Regions from separate parts of the Homo sapiens genome. Here regions 2, 3, 4 and 5 are each linked to region 1. A link is a contact called in ENCODE Hi-C or POLR2A ChIA-PET data. All regions are on one chromosome and are shown on one strand. Each heading gives the region's core, a stretch centred on a gene start or an enhancer-like site at or near the end of the contact. The rest is flanking DNA. Distances are from core to core; before and after follow the strand shown.

Evidence for each region. A loop is a pair of places that touch in the nucleus more often than their neighbours do. ChIA-PET counts read pairs that join two places held with the same protein, here RNA polymerase II (POLR2A). Pooled maps may share reads with other maps.
Region 2: a map of B cell shows a loop between it and region 1 (6-fold over the local background). The contact joins the enhancer-like site here to the promoter of COMTD1 in region 1. A Hi-C loop is called at or near these places in 1 of 168 maps with a recorded cell type or tissue (B cell) and 2 of 50 pooled maps. POLR2A ChIA-PET finds 5 or more read pairs at or near these places in 1 of 52 experiments (activated naive CD4-positive, alpha-beta T cell).
Region 3: a map with no recorded cell type shows a loop between it and region 1 (9-fold over the local background). The contact joins the enhancer-like site here to the promoter of COMTD1 in region 1. A Hi-C loop is called at or near these places in 4 of 37 single-sample maps with no recorded cell type and 4 of 50 pooled maps.
Region 4: a map with no recorded cell type shows a loop between it and region 1 (4-fold over the local background). The contact joins the enhancer-like site here to the promoter of COMTD1 in region 1. A Hi-C loop is called at or near these places in 1 of 168 maps with a recorded cell type or tissue (heart left ventricle), 2 of 37 single-sample maps with no recorded cell type and 7 of 50 pooled maps. POLR2A ChIA-PET finds 5 or more read pairs at or near these places in 1 of 52 experiments (WTC11).
Region 5: a loop to region 1 is called in a map of IMR-90, with 4 times the contacts of the local background. The contact joins the enhancer-like site here to the promoter of COMTD1 in region 1. A Hi-C loop is called at or near these places in 2 of 168 maps with a recorded cell type or tissue (IMR-90 and PC-3), 1 of 37 single-sample maps with no recorded cell type and 6 of 50 pooled maps. POLR2A ChIA-PET finds 5 or more read pairs at or near these places in 1 of 52 experiments (WTC11).

Annotation. Positions count from the first base shown.
Region 1 is chr10:75,234,627-75,237,393 of GRCh38, reverse strand. COMTD1 (catechol-O-methyltransferase domain containing 1) reads left to right here and starts at 1,437. Exons shown (of 7, transcript NM_144589.4): 1 at 1,437-1,559; 2 at 1,651-1,778; 3 at 2,022-2,127; 4 at 2,216-2,334; 5 at 2,402-2,456; 6 at 2,651-2,767. The coding sequence starts at 1,466. RefSeq lists silencers at 1,189-1,483, 1,519-1,658, 1,819-1,898, 2,029-2,318, 2,479-2,708.
Region 2 is chr10:74,853,649-74,856,415 of GRCh38, reverse strand. All of the region lies in intron 3 of KAT6B (lysine acetyltransferase 6B), which reads right to left. Among named protein-coding and RNA genes, the nearest start is that of KAT6B, 28 kb to the right of the region's middle. RefSeq lists a silencer at 136-346. Within about 2 kb of position 1,380, at least 9 of the 41 ENCODE cell types and tissues checked have a DNase peak (open chromatin) inside an H3K27ac peak, as active enhancers do; they include B cell, where a contact is called at or near this core.
Region 3 is chr10:75,605,116-75,607,882 of GRCh38, reverse strand. The region is part of intron 2 of LRMDA (leucine rich melanocyte differentiation associated); the gene reads right to left. Among named protein-coding and RNA genes, the nearest start is that of MIR606, 54 kb to the right of the region's middle. Within about 2 kb of position 1,367, at least 4 of the 41 ENCODE cell types and tissues checked have a DNase peak (open chromatin) inside an H3K27ac peak, as active enhancers do.
Region 4 is chr10:74,898,963-74,901,729 of GRCh38, reverse strand. The region is part of intron 3 of KAT6B (lysine acetyltransferase 6B); the gene reads right to left. Among named protein-coding and RNA genes, the nearest start is that of KAT6B, 74 kb to the right of the region's middle. Within about 2 kb of position 1,354, at least 4 of the 41 ENCODE cell types and tissues checked have a DNase peak (open chromatin) inside an H3K27ac peak, as active enhancers do.
Region 5 is chr10:74,922,455-74,925,221 of GRCh38, reverse strand. The region is part of intron 3 of KAT6B (lysine acetyltransferase 6B); the gene reads right to left. Among named protein-coding and RNA genes, the nearest start is that of KAT6B, 97 kb to the right of the region's middle. Within about 2 kb of position 1,386, at least 9 of the 41 ENCODE cell types and tissues checked have a DNase peak (open chromatin) inside an H3K27ac peak, as active enhancers do; they include IMR-90 and PC-3, where a contact is called at or near this core.

The DNA of each region.
Region 1 (2,767 bases), core at 188-2,687:
TGTAATCCCAGCACTTTGGGAGGCTGAGGCAGGAGGATCACTTAAAGCCAGGAGTTCGAGACCAGCCTGGACAACATAGTAAGACCCCTTCTCTTTAAAAAAAAAATTTTTTTTTTTAAATTAGCTGGGCACAGTGGTGACCGCCTGTGGTCCCAGCTACTTGGGAGGCTGAGGCAAGAGGATTGCTGAGCCTGGGAGCTCGATGCTGCAATAAGCAGTAATCTTGCCACTGCACTTCAGCCTTGCCAGAGACCTTGCCAAAAAAAAAAAAAAGAACACCAACGCCAGGCACAATGGCTCAGGCCTGTAATCCCAGCACTTTGGAAGGACGAGGCAAACAGATCACTTGAGGCCAGGAGTCTGACACCAGCCTGGCCAAAATAGCAAAACCCGTCTCTACAAAAAATACAAAAATTAGTTGGGTGTAGGGGTGCGTGCCTGTAGTCCCAGCTACTCCAGAGTCTGAGGCAGGAGAATCGCTTGAATCAGGAGGTGGAGGTTGCAGTGAGACCAGATTGTGCCACTGCACTCCAGCCTGGGTGACAGAGCGAGACTCAGTCTCAAAAAAAAAAAAAAAAAGGACAGCGTCAGCGTCTTTCACCTCCTCCGGAGTTTGGCGCATGGTAGGGGTTCAATCAGTGTTCTCTGGACAGTGTTTCAACAGAACAACCTTGCAAGGGAGCTTCACCGGCTTTCTCCCCAAGATGTCTTCATTCCAACCTACCAACATAACAGCAGCTGCCACTTATGTATTGTGCTACTGTGTGCGAAGCTGTGGGATCTGGTGCCTTTTATGGTAAGATTGTAGGCCTCATTTTACAGGAAGGAAACTGAGGCTCAGAGAGACTGGCAGGACCAAGATTAGACACTCGTATCCATCTGGCCCCCAAAAGCAGGATTTTAACAGCTAAGAATATGGTCTCAGTTCCACAGGCCCACCCCAGGGCTCCTGAACCCCAATTCGAGGCTGCATGCCCTCAAACCAGTTCCCTCACTCCTTCAGCCTGATGCTTTGGGGCATCTTGTCCAGGAGGCCTTCCCCCTTTAATCTCTATCTCTTGTACTTGTGACTATCTTGTAACTTACACTGGCGCCCTCCATACACAATTCACATATGCCCCCAAGGGGCCTCAGAATAAATGGTGGCGAGGAGAAAAAAGCATTGGCAGGAGGGGAATGGAGGCAGGCACCTGGACTGCGGGCACAGGCGGGAAAATTCAGATCTAGGCGCTTGGCCTGCTCCCCGCAGGGGCGCAGTTCCCGGCGCGGCCACCAGATCGCGCCCGGCTCTCTCGGGCGGGGCTTGCAGTAAGGCTGTGTGGCCGCCAGATGATGCCCGAGACCGCGGCTCCGCGGGTAGTGCCCCGACAAGGTGGAGCCCGGCGGGCCCGCGAGTCCGAGACCTGTCCCAGGAGCTCCAGCTCACGTGACCTGTCACTGCCTCCCGCCGCCTCCTGCCCGCGCCATGACCCAGCCGGTGCCCCGGCTCTCCGTGCCCGCCGCGCTGGCCCTGGGCTCAGCCGCACTGGGCGCCGCCTTCGCCACTGGCCTCTTCCTGGGTGAGCAGGACCTGGTCCCGGCGGGCGGGTGGGCGGGCGCAGAGTAGGGCGCGGCGTGGCTCAGGTTAATCCAACACCCTCTCCCCGTCAGGGAGGCGGTGCCCCCCATGGCGAGGCCGGCGAGAGCAGTGCCTGCTTCCCCCCGAGGACAGCCGCCTGTGGCAGTATCTTCTGAGCCGCTCCATGCGGGAGCACCCGGCGCTGCGAAGCCTGAGGCTGGTCAGCAGGGCGCGGGACGGAAACGGGCGTCCCTCTCGACCCCTGCGGGTCCCACGTGGCTGTGTGACCTTGGGCTGGGCCCTGGCCCTCCCTGGGCTTCCGGCTTCCCTGGGCCGGGTGCGGTGGGCGTTCCGAAGGGCCAGTCCCCCAGGCCACGCCCAGAACCGCGCCCCTGGGGCTTGGGACCCCCAGGGCGAAGGTGGGTGACCTGCATGGCTGGTGCCACCCTCTCCTTTCACGCAGCTGACCCTGGAGCAGCCGCAGGGGGATTCTATGATGACCTGCGAGCAGGCCCAGCTCTTGGCCAACCTGGCGCGGCTCATCCAGGCCAAGAAGGCGCTGGACCTGGGTAGGGGCACGCGGCCGGGATCCCGGAGGGCCGAGGTTTCCGGGCCGACCCCCACTCTGGGCTGAGCCCGTCTGTGTCCTGGTCCCAGGCACCTTCACGGGCTACTCCGCCCTGGCCCTGGCCCTGGCGCTGCCCGCGGACGGGCGCGTGGTGACCTGCGAGGTGGACGCGCAGCCCCCGGAGCTGGGACGGCCCCTGTGGAGGCAGGTGAGCGCCCGCGCCTAGCTCTGCAGCCCCAGGCGGGGGCGCAACGGCTGACCCGCTCCCTCCGCAGGCCGAGGCGGAGCACAAGATCGACCTCCGGCTGAAGCCCGCCTTGGAGACCCTGGGTGAGCACCGAAGCGGGAAGGGCTTTGAAGCCATTCATTGCAAACGAGGCTGCTGTGTGGCCGAGCTGTGACTGGGCCTGCCGGGCAGGTTAAGGGCAGGGCCGGTTGTCACAGAGCCCGGGCCGGCCTGGGAGGGGCCTCAGGGCCGCCGGGGCCGCGGACTCAGCCGCACCTGCCCTCCCTCCCCCCGCAAGACGAGCTGCTGGCGGCGGGCGAGGCCGGCACCTTCGACGTGGCCGTGGTGGATGCGGACAAGGAGAACTGCTCCGCCTACTACGAGCGCTGCCTGCAGCTGCTGCGACCCGGAGGCA
Region 2 (2,767 bases), core at 131-2,630, 380 kb after region 1:
GTTGGATCCTGGATGAAAAGTCAAAAGTTGGCCAGGCGCAGTGGCTCACACCTTTAATCCCAGCACTTTGGGAGGCCTAGGCGGGTAGATCACCTGATGTCAGGAGTTCAAGACCAGCCTGGCCAACCTGGCGAAACCCCATCACTACTAAAAATAAAAAAAGTTAGCCGGGCATGGTGGCACGCACCTGTAGTCCCAGCTGCTCGGGAGGCTGAGGCAAGAGAATTGCTTGAACCTGGGAGGTGGAGGTTGCAGTGAGCTAAGATCATACCACTGCACCCCAGCCTGGGCAACAGAGCGAGACTCCATCTCAAAAAAAGTCAAAAGTTATAAATGAGATTTTGGGGCCATTTGGGGAAATATGGACTGTCAGTTAACACTCATTCCACTGCCGAATTTTTTGCGTAATAGTATAGTATATAAGAGAACATTTTTGATATATTATTAAGTATTTAGGGGTGAAATATAATATTTGTAATTTAGTTTCCAACAGTTTAGTCAAAATTGTGAATATATAAATGTGCTGTATATATACGCACACCCATGTATAAAAACATATACATATACACACATATAGGAAGAGAAAGAATGTGGCAAAATGTTAAAATTGGTGAATCTATGTGAAAGAAATAGAGTGTTTACTGTACTACTCTTTTAATATTTATGAAATACTCTAATTTTATAAATTATAAAGGTTAGGAGAGAAGTATTTTCCTAGCTCCCTCCATGCCTGCCTTTCCCAGGTCTGCTCACACACTGCCAGGAGTCTACCTGGAACAGCTGATGTTCTTCAAACAGCCAATACTCTTCCACTAGCAGATCCTGTTTTCTGCTGCTTTACTCACAACTCAAGGCTCAACAGCTAAAGCTGGGTTTTGTTATAAGACAGAAGTGTTTACAATACTAATTTTGAAAACAAGTTGGTCAAATATCAAATGGGAGTCATCTTTTAATGGCCTTATTACTAGATTTTAATATGTTCTTATGTTTCTCTTTCCCAAGATAATGTTTATGATCTGTTTCTTAAACTTCATCATACCCATAGGGTGGCAAGCATGACAGGGAAACCTTGGACAAAAAGCAGGGCTGGTCACATCAGAAACTACTAACAGAAACAGTCAAGCTCTGCCTCTGGCTCTCAGCCCATGTCACTCTGAACACCCTAGGCAGCCCAGACCAAGGCTCACCTCCTTCCTGCAGGCCTCACTGCTCTCCATATGGCAGCTCACTGACATCAAAGAAGACGGAAGAAATTATCTAAATTCACCAGGCTAGTTCCACTCCTTCCCTTGAATTGTGGAAGAGTCGCTGATATCTCAATTACCTCTCCTGCAATAGTACCTTTTTCCCTGCATGCTAAGATTTTGCAATGCTAAAAAGCAGGGTGAGAAGTGTATACTGGACTAACAGATGGAAGATTAACAACAAAAGACCGACTTGATGGGGGAGACAAAACTACAATGTTTGTATACCTATAATAAAAATACTGAGGAAGAAAAATTGAACTTGTAAGTAAAGTTAGGTTGCTCTTCTGTAACGCCTGTCGAGCTACAGACAGGAAAAGGCCCAGCATGGTTTCTGTGTACGCCTATGCTGTTTCTAATAGAAAGGACAAAATAGAGCCAAAACATCTGTTGACCAGTTAAGTTTGTTAATGAAACCAAATTGCAGCTGGTTTATCACAGATCAAAAGTGAGGCAAATTAGAGAAAGGATGTATGAACAAAGCTGGTTTCTAAAAAATAGTGGCTAAAGAATTCTAAACCCACTTGTCAAATTAACAAAAATCCTTCCTGGATTTTGCTTAGACCAGTGATTAGTATTTACTTTGTATCTTTGCAGAGACCAGCCTCATAGTTTAAATCTAGTATCATTCACTCTAAAATGTTGTCTATATTGCTCATTTTGCAGATTTATCAAAATATCACCTTTCATTAAAAAAAAACAGAAAAAACATACACTCTACATAATATTACACTAATTAAAAGATTCACTTATATAAGGAAAAAGAATATGTAGTTTGCAACTGTTGGAGACTTCTCTGGTAAAGTGCTTCTGCCCCAAGCAGAGGCATATGTACAGTTAGCATTTCACATATCCACTGCCACAACTCCTTCTCTTACATGTACAACTTTCCATCACCACCTGAAGACAGAGAGATAAGCACACCCACTCACAAAAACATACTTCCCTCTTGGCCCTGCTAACTCAAAATGTCACATGCAAATTACATGGCTGACGCATTTGCTAACTTTAATTTGGTGAGCTAATTGATGTTTATGTACTCAGAAACATTAATAGATTGGAGAGATCAAAGTACCTGAGAAGATTCAGGTTCATATTTTAAATGCTAGTGTGATCAGAGAACAGTTTCACCTAATCTACTGTAGTTTAAGGCACAGGGCCAAGAAAAGGAAGTTTATAAACAAAACAAAAAGTCAAGAATTTTACAATTAAAACACATTGCTACTGTCATGATAAAACAATGGGCTGGGCGTGGTGGGGCATGCCTCTAATCCCAGCACTTTGGGAGGCCGAGGTGGGCAGATCACAAGGTCAGGAGTTCGAGACCAGCCTGGCCAATATGGTGAAACCCCCGTCTCTACTAAAAATACAAAAAAATTAGCCAGGAGTGGTGGCACATGCCTGTAATCCCAGCTACTCGGGAGGCCAAGACAGGAGAATTGCTTTAACCTGGGAGGCGGAGGTTGCAGTGAGCCGAGACCATGCCACTACACTCCAGCCTGGGCAAGACAGCAAGACTCCAT
Region 3 (2,767 bases), core at 118-2,617, 370 kb before region 1:
AGAGCTGGTTAAAAATAGAAAATCTTGGGCTCCAAAAAAAAAAAAAAAAAAAAAAAAACCACTGAATCAAAATCTCCAGGAGTGGGGCCTAGGAATCACAATTTTTTAAAGTTCCTTGGGTGGTTCCAGTGCAGCCAGTCATTTGGAAATCACTAAGTCACCTCACTTGCTTGCACATGAGGAATGAAGACAGTGCTGTTGTTACAAAACCAAAACAAGGCAGTGATTCTCCCTTAAAAAGAAAAAGATGCTCATCTGTAATGCTTTAGCATTTGTTTACAGATAATTAAATGTGGAGGAAAAGAAGGTTAGGACCTGAGAAAATCATGTGTTAAAAACTAAAAGTGGAAGGGCCCACTATAAATTAGAGCACTACAAAATTATCACCTGTATCAATAGAAAAATATAGTTCAATATAAGAACATCCAAAGAAATACAGTATTACATGAAATGGCTTCCCATCTGTAGTAGCTTTAACATAACAGAATTAAGACAACAAATCTGCTGAGGGGAAAATATCATGTAGGTCAATTTTATTCATTCGAATCTAACAGACTAGAAATTTGAAGAAATTTTAACAAGCATTTACTTTCCTATCGTATGTCAAGAAAGGCCTTGTTCATAAATACAAGATAGGAAAGACTTTCAGAAGATAGTTAAAACTCAAGAGGACTGTTCTGAAATGTCTTGATCACTTTGGAAGTAACCATTTCTCTAACATTTTGTAATAAAATGCCAAGTATTTTTAACTAGTCATTAAAACTGTTCCGGGAATTTCTATTGTAGACTTTGATATCTAATTCAAGTGGCTGCATAAATTTGGAAGCTACAAAATCAATTTTCCATAAAATATCATTTGGGCTTCACTAATCCAAACTGGCCTCCTTCCTAATTAGGTTGAATTCATGGGATTTTATTGTAATGCACTGCCAAATCAAATTGTTAAAACTGGGAACTTTGTGCTATTTTGGATTATCATAACATCCTTTCCCTCCATTAGCAGGGATGGCCAGAGGTTGCTAATACAATAAATGTTTAATGGATGGCAACACTGTCCCTTGCCCCCAGAAATAGAGATACAGACATAAAAATACCCTCAGATCTGTTTGTATCCATGCTTTCTGCCTTCTCTCTTGCTTGTGGCAAACAGTGAATTTTCCCAATATAAAGAGACATGCCAATCGACTTACTCAAGCCAAAGGTAAACAGAAAAGAAGTGAGAAGAAAGGGATGAAAAAACACTGCGGCAGCTCTGGGAGACATAGTCTTCTGTGCCAAGAGACCATCACCTCCTATAAATGTCCCCAGTCCTTTAACATTTGAAATAGAAAGGTGCAGTGGAAATGCAGGCTTCTGGAAGGGCACCAATAGAGCCCATGTAGCCCGGAATGGACTCTGCCCTTAACTAGAAACTGGGAGTCAGTGAGAAAATAGAACCTCGGTTCTAAAAATAGCCCACTTATTTTCATTTCTGGTTTCAATACCTTCACTGCACCTTTGTTTTAAAGGCATTACAGGAGTTCTGACATTTTCTTTCCATTTCTGAATCAACAGAGAAGAAATTCAGCTACATGGTAAGAGAGTTAATATTCTACCTTCTCGCACACTTAACACAGACATACCCATGCAAGAGCACATGTTAAGACTGGCCTCAGTTTGGTTGGGTTTAAGAGAAGGAGTTACCAGCAGTGAACTTTACTTATCTTACCATTAGAAAACAGGGTTGGCCAGGCGCAGTGGCTCATGCCTGTAATCCTAGCACTTTGGGAGGCTGAGGCGGGTGGATCACTTGAGCCCAGGAGTTCAAGACCAGCCTGGGCAATATGATGAAACCCCATCTCTGCAAAAAATACAAAAATTAGCTGAGCATGGTGGTGCACACCTGTAGTTACAGCTACTTGGGAGCCCAAGGTAGGAAGAGCATCTGAGTCCAGGAGGCAGAGGTTGCAGTGAGCCATGATTGCGCCACTGCACTCCAGCCTGAGTGACAGAGCAAGACCCCGTCTCAAAAAGAAAGAAAGAAAGGCTTATTTGGGAGGAGGTGAGACGGCAAGAGAGTACTCAGTTCCCAGCCGCTGCCATCACTCTTTCTCCTTCAACTGCTCACACAAAGAACTTGGCCATTCAAGCCAAAGAAATGTAGATTTCTGTCCCAGCTTCACCATGACCTTAGATAAGTTAATTTCTGCAACTCAGTTTCTTCATGTTTGAAATACTGATAATTATTTTCATTCCAATCACTCTTAACATTAGAGCAGCGGCAGGAGGGGTTAGAATGTGCCCAGAAAGGATGCGTTAGGACAAGGGTCCTGCTGTCACTCTCCAATCAGATCAAAGTGTTCCATCAGTGGCCTTTCAATATGTTTAACTTCTCTTTTTCTTGTCCTTCGACTGCTGGGGAAGAAAATGTTTTAGTTAAGTATCCCACAATGTACAAACTTTCTAGGTGCGATTCTCTGCTTGGGGCAAACACGGGAAATTTTGGAACATATCCAGATGGAGAACAGGCTGACTCTTGACTGAAGACTGGTGTAAACTACAGTGTGGAACAGACTGTCTTCTATATTCAAACAGCTCCTATCATCTGAGCTATCAAAAATCCAACCAGCGTCAGGGAGACATTCAGGAAGAAAGGACTCTCATAAAGAAGCCACTCATAATCAAACTTGGAGAAATTGATTTAGAATTCAAGTCTCTATATTCCCAGTCTTGAGACTTTTCCACTGCACAGTATTTAGTCATATGAACTGTGTGGCATTCCCAGTTT
Region 4 (2,767 bases), core at 105-2,604, 340 kb after region 1:
TCCAACCCCAGCACTCACAAACAGAACAATCCCAGTCAGAAGAGGATTTGCCTATTAGCGACACTATCTCCACCAAGACAGCAGCCTTATTAAATTACAACTGTTTGAACAAGGTCAAGCACTCAGAGTTTAATTCAAAGTGTTTCCAGGTATAATGCTGTCAGGTCAACTTAAACAAGCCAACAGAGGCTTGGAGGCTGATTAAATATTAAAACAGAATCTTTCACATCTGTTTTTACCCAAGGATGAAATTACTGTACATCACTTCAATCAGCTCATTAATACACTACACACACATCTTGCCTCAAAGGTTACAGGAATATCAATGCTTCAGAGGCCTGCAGTGAAACCTGCCCACACAGCCAGAAGTGAGGTCACTACATACTTTACAGAACGTCAATATTTCTTTATAAAATGTGAGAGATAATCAGTTAGACATAGACACATTTTAAATTAAAGCATGAAAACCTCCGTGAAGTTAAGCCAGTTGCTTTTGATCTGAACCTTTTCATCATTCATTCAGTTGGCTTTGACAGGTAACTGGATAGCATACGTTGAGCAAAAATTTTGATTCAACGGTAATTATTTTATAAAATGGAGGGTTGTCACATCCAAGTAGAGGGTCATGGTGATCACATTTTTTAACTTATAAAAGCACAAATATAAAATATAAAAGATATTTTAAGTGTAAAAGATATTTAAGATTTTATACTTAAAATATCTTTTATATATATAAACATTTCAAAGGACACACACTTAGGACACTCAAGAATATATACTTTCATGGAGTATTAGGTGAATGAGCAGTTGAGAATTTTCTGCTTTTAAAACTCCTATAACAAGGAATGACACCTGGACAAACAGTCAAGAATCACTTAGAATAGGTCTCTGTTTAACCCCCACTCCCCCAACATTTGCACTCAATGAATAATTCTTACGCTGTTTTGTAGCACTATGTGGTAGGCAGTGATAGCTATTGGCTGGGACTGCTATGCACATTTCCCACCCATGCCTCTTCTTCTGGTATATCACCCCCTTTCATCTGGGAACCTCGCTAGTCCTTGACAGTTGTCAAACACAGTGCCCTCACCCCCTAGCCAGTTGAGTGAGCACACTCTTCAAACCACAGTCCTCATGACCTGGGTGACAGTCTAAAGCATGGGCACATGCCTCCAACAGGCTGCTCCTACACGTGCGCTGGAAAAGAAAAGTCTTTGGGGTTGCCCACCTGGCAGAAGGTATGGGCAGCCATTTTCCCACCCCCAACAAGACAGCCAACAAGCAAAACGCAAAACCTACTCGCAGACAGAGTGAGCAGAGCTCAAGATGTACAAAAACAGCACTGACCACATCCTCTGAGCAACTGGAGCCAACTGGGCCCAATCCACCTCTACTTTCTGTTTTGAACATTAGGTGTCTCTAGCTAAGTCTGATATGAATTAATTAATAATATATTTCAATAAGATATTTTAAATTAGTTCAATATAGACAAGGATGACAAATTTTAAATATTTAACATTTGACTAAAAATAATTGTGTTAGTATCAATGTTACTTGTGAGATGTTTCATTGTGATACTGCCCTAAGGTCACTTAATTAATGTTAACATTATCTGTGTTTAGGTATGTTAGTAATAAAAAAAATCAGAAAAGTTATTCTGACCCAAAGTACAGATAAAATCACACTTTGCTCTAAGAATCCTACTGACCTCTCTTTTTTCTGAAGTTCTACAGAACTTACTTATACACTATAGAACACTTACCTAGAGATTTTAATCTTGCACTGCTTTCTTACTGTTTCATGTGTAATTGATTTAAAGTTTTATTAATTGTTTTGCTATGTTAAAAACAATAAAGTTTGCTTAAATATAAGGTATTTCAAATTAGTTCAATATAGACTAGGATGACAAATTTTAACTATTTAACATTTGACCAAAAATAATGATGTTGGTATCAATGTTATTTGTGAGATCTGTTTCATGGTAATACTGCCCTAAGGTCACTTACTTACTCAGGAGTAGAGGACAAACTTACACCCAAAAAAGGGTGACTATTGAGTAACAAAACCTTCAAAACCCAACTTAAACACTGCAGGCTAAGGAAAAATTATTCAAGAACCATTTGTGAGATGCTGGAGTTTTAAAAATTCATTTAGAGGTCGGGCGCGGTGGCTCATGCCTGTAATCCCAGCACTTTGACAGGCTAAGGTGGGTGGATCACCAGAGGTCAGGAGTTCGAGACCAGCCTGGCCAACGTGGTGAAACCCCATCTCTACTAAAAATATACAAAATTAGCCAGGCATGGTGGCAGGCGCCTGTAATCCCAGCTACTGGGGAGGGTGAGGCAGGAGAATCCCTTGAACCCAAGAGGCAGAAGTTGCATGAGCCGAGATCGCGCCATTGCATTCTAGCCTGACTGACAAGAAAGAAACTCCGTCTCAAATAATAATAATAATAATAATAATAATAATAATAATAATAATTCATTTAGAATTTTAGAAATAGTTGTTTCCATGAGTACATGAAAAACATTTTATTTCTTTGAATTCATTGATACTATTTTTTTTTTTTGAGATGGAGTACTGCTCTGTCACCCAGGCTGGAGTGCAGTGGCGCAATCTCAGCTCACTGCAACCTCCGCCTCTTGGGTTCAAGCAACTTTCTTGCCTCAGCCTCCCAAGTAGCTGAGATTACAGGTGCCTGCCACCATGCTCGGCTATTTTTTTTTTTTTTTGTATTTTTAGTACAGACGGGGGTTTCACCATGTTG
Region 5 (2,767 bases), core at 137-2,636, 310 kb after region 1:
AAATAATACAAAAATTAGCCAGACGTGGTGAAGAGCACCTGTAATCCCAGCTAATTGGGAGGCTGAGGTAGGGAGAATTGCTTGAACCCGGGAGGCAGAGGTTGCAGTGAGCCGAGATCATGTCACTGCACTCCAGCCTAAGCGAGACTCCTTCTCAAAAAATAAAAAATAAATAAAAGTAAATTTACATTTTGGTTTGGATACAGAGACTAAAAGGTCTCCTCTACCACCCCATAAATTCTAGTATCAGACCTTTAAACTTTCAGATGTTAAGAATTAGTTTATTCCCCAAAGGTTCAATTAGAACACAGCTGAAAAAAAAAAAATTCAGTATAGCAAACTGACTGATTCCATGATCTGATTTCATCACCGAGCAGTAGGAAGCATTTAGCTGGTCTACAGAGAGAGAGGTGTGTGGTTCTCTTGGCTAGAAGGCACAAAATCCAACTTTCTGTTCTTTTGGCAAAAGAAGGAATGTCCAATCAGCATAGTAGGAAGTAAGTAACAGAATTTCTAATTTTACAAAGTTAGTCAATTTCATGGTTAAGAAGTGCTGTTTTGATGGTAACCTTTACATTTTTACAACCCAACTATGAGTATTAAGTAGGGAAGATCCAACTAAGATAGTTATTTCAGGGGTAACGTCCCTTTCTCTCAAAGTTAAAACTCTTAATATAATTCACTTGGCTTGTAACATGGTATTTAGTCATTCTCATTCTTTGAATTGTTGCCTAATGCAAGCTTTCATTTGGATACACCACTCCCGTTGATGTTTATAGGACTGCCTTGCTATTAACCTCTAACCCAATTAGTCACCAAACTGACAGCATGCATTGCTATTTGGAAGCCAACTGCTTATGAAGGAATTTTTTTTTAGAATCTGAACAAAATGAGCCGTATTATGGCCACTTTATTTATAGTTTTTAACGAAGTATTCCAGGATATCTACAGTGACAAACTCAGGGTAAAAGCAAATCAGGTCCTTTGTGTGCACTGGGCCAGGGAGTGAGGGCTATTTTAAATAAAAATATGTTTTAAAAATTTAAAGGTGTAATCCACCTTCTACCATGGCCATCTCTCCCCTTTACTTCTGTTACCTCTGTTTATCTCAGTGATAGATAACTCCATCCTTCCAGTTATTCAGGCCAATAACCTTGAAGTCTTCTCTTTTTCTAACACTCTGCATCAAGTTCATCAACAAATTCTGCGGGCTCTACTTCAAAATACATCCAGAATCTGTCCTCTTCTCACACTCTCCACCATTACCACTGGCCTAAACCATCATATCTCTTGCTTGTTTTGTGGCAATACCCTCCCAGCTGCCACCTTGGTGCCGCCTACAGCTTATTCTCAACACAGCAGCAGGAAACAGCTTGTTAAAACGTTAAGTCAAATCATGTGCCTCCTCTGTTCAAAACCCTGCAAAGGCATCCATCACTCTCAGCAAAGCCAGAGGCCTGACCTGTGCTGAGACCTTCCTCCCATCTGCTCTCACCTCTTACTACTTGACGACTCTCCCCTCTCTCTCCACGCCAGCCACACTGGCCTCTTATCTGTTTCTCAGACATGTCAAGGGCTCTTTGCACTTGCTGTTCCCTCCATCTAGAACACTCCTTCTCCATGCCTGGAATGCTCCCTCACTTCCCTCAGAAGTCAAGTTAAATGTCACTTTCTTAGAGAGGTCTTTCCTCATCAAACTATTTAAAAAAGCAATGCCTCCCCATCCCATCACTCCTTAATTCCCTTACTCTGCTTTATTTTTCTCCATAGCATTTCTCACAGCTGACATGCTATATACTCACTTACATTATTTGTCTCTTCCCATTAGGATGTAAATGAATTTCATGAGGGCAGAGACTTGTCTGTTTTGCTCCCTGCTGTGTCCCCAGTGCCTACAACAGTGCCTGACATACACCAGGTGCTCAAGAAATAGTGGCTGAATTAATGAATAAATAAATGAATGAATACTAGACTTCCTCCCTTCTACTTCTCCTACTCCTTTTCTATACTACTTCTAATAATAGAATTGTTTGCCCATGACTCATTGATAAAGTTGTCTTGCATTTACTTCTCTAAGATCTATTTCAAACTAACTTATCCTGAGCCCACACCCAATAAATAAACAAGAACTTAAGAAACCAGCTTACTTACCTTCTAACTAAACATTAGGTGCTTGAATCTTTCCAATAACCTCTACCTGTTTCTAAGGGCCTATAATTTCTTCTGCCACAGTGTATAATTCAGCCAGTGTTTCTCAATCCTCAGGCATTCCCAGACCATCCACGGCAATTTTGCTTCATCTGTGTATCACCTGTGCTATTATTTTCTTAACAAGTTTTAAACCTGGCTCACTTTTATTCTTTAAAAAAAAATATGACTACAGAAATGAAGTGTTTGTTCATGAACCACCACTGGAGGTTACATATACCAAACTCTGGATTCACTTGAGCCAAAAAGTTTACCATGGGGCCTGTAATACCTTTAGGATGTAAAACAAACACACATACATACACACACATCCTTTTGCTTAACGCTATGTAAGTTAAAAACTGAAGTCACATTAGAATCAGATCATCTATGGACTCAAAATATATCATGAAGAAATGTCTAAATTCCTAGTCAGATTAATTCAGGCCATCAACACTAAGTTCCTAAAGAAAAAACCTGCCCAATTATCTGCTGGGTCCTTTGTAAAATATTACCTGCTAAAATGCTCTGGTAAAGAGCACACTGGTATGCTTTTCTAGAAAAGTTCTTTTTTTCTGAT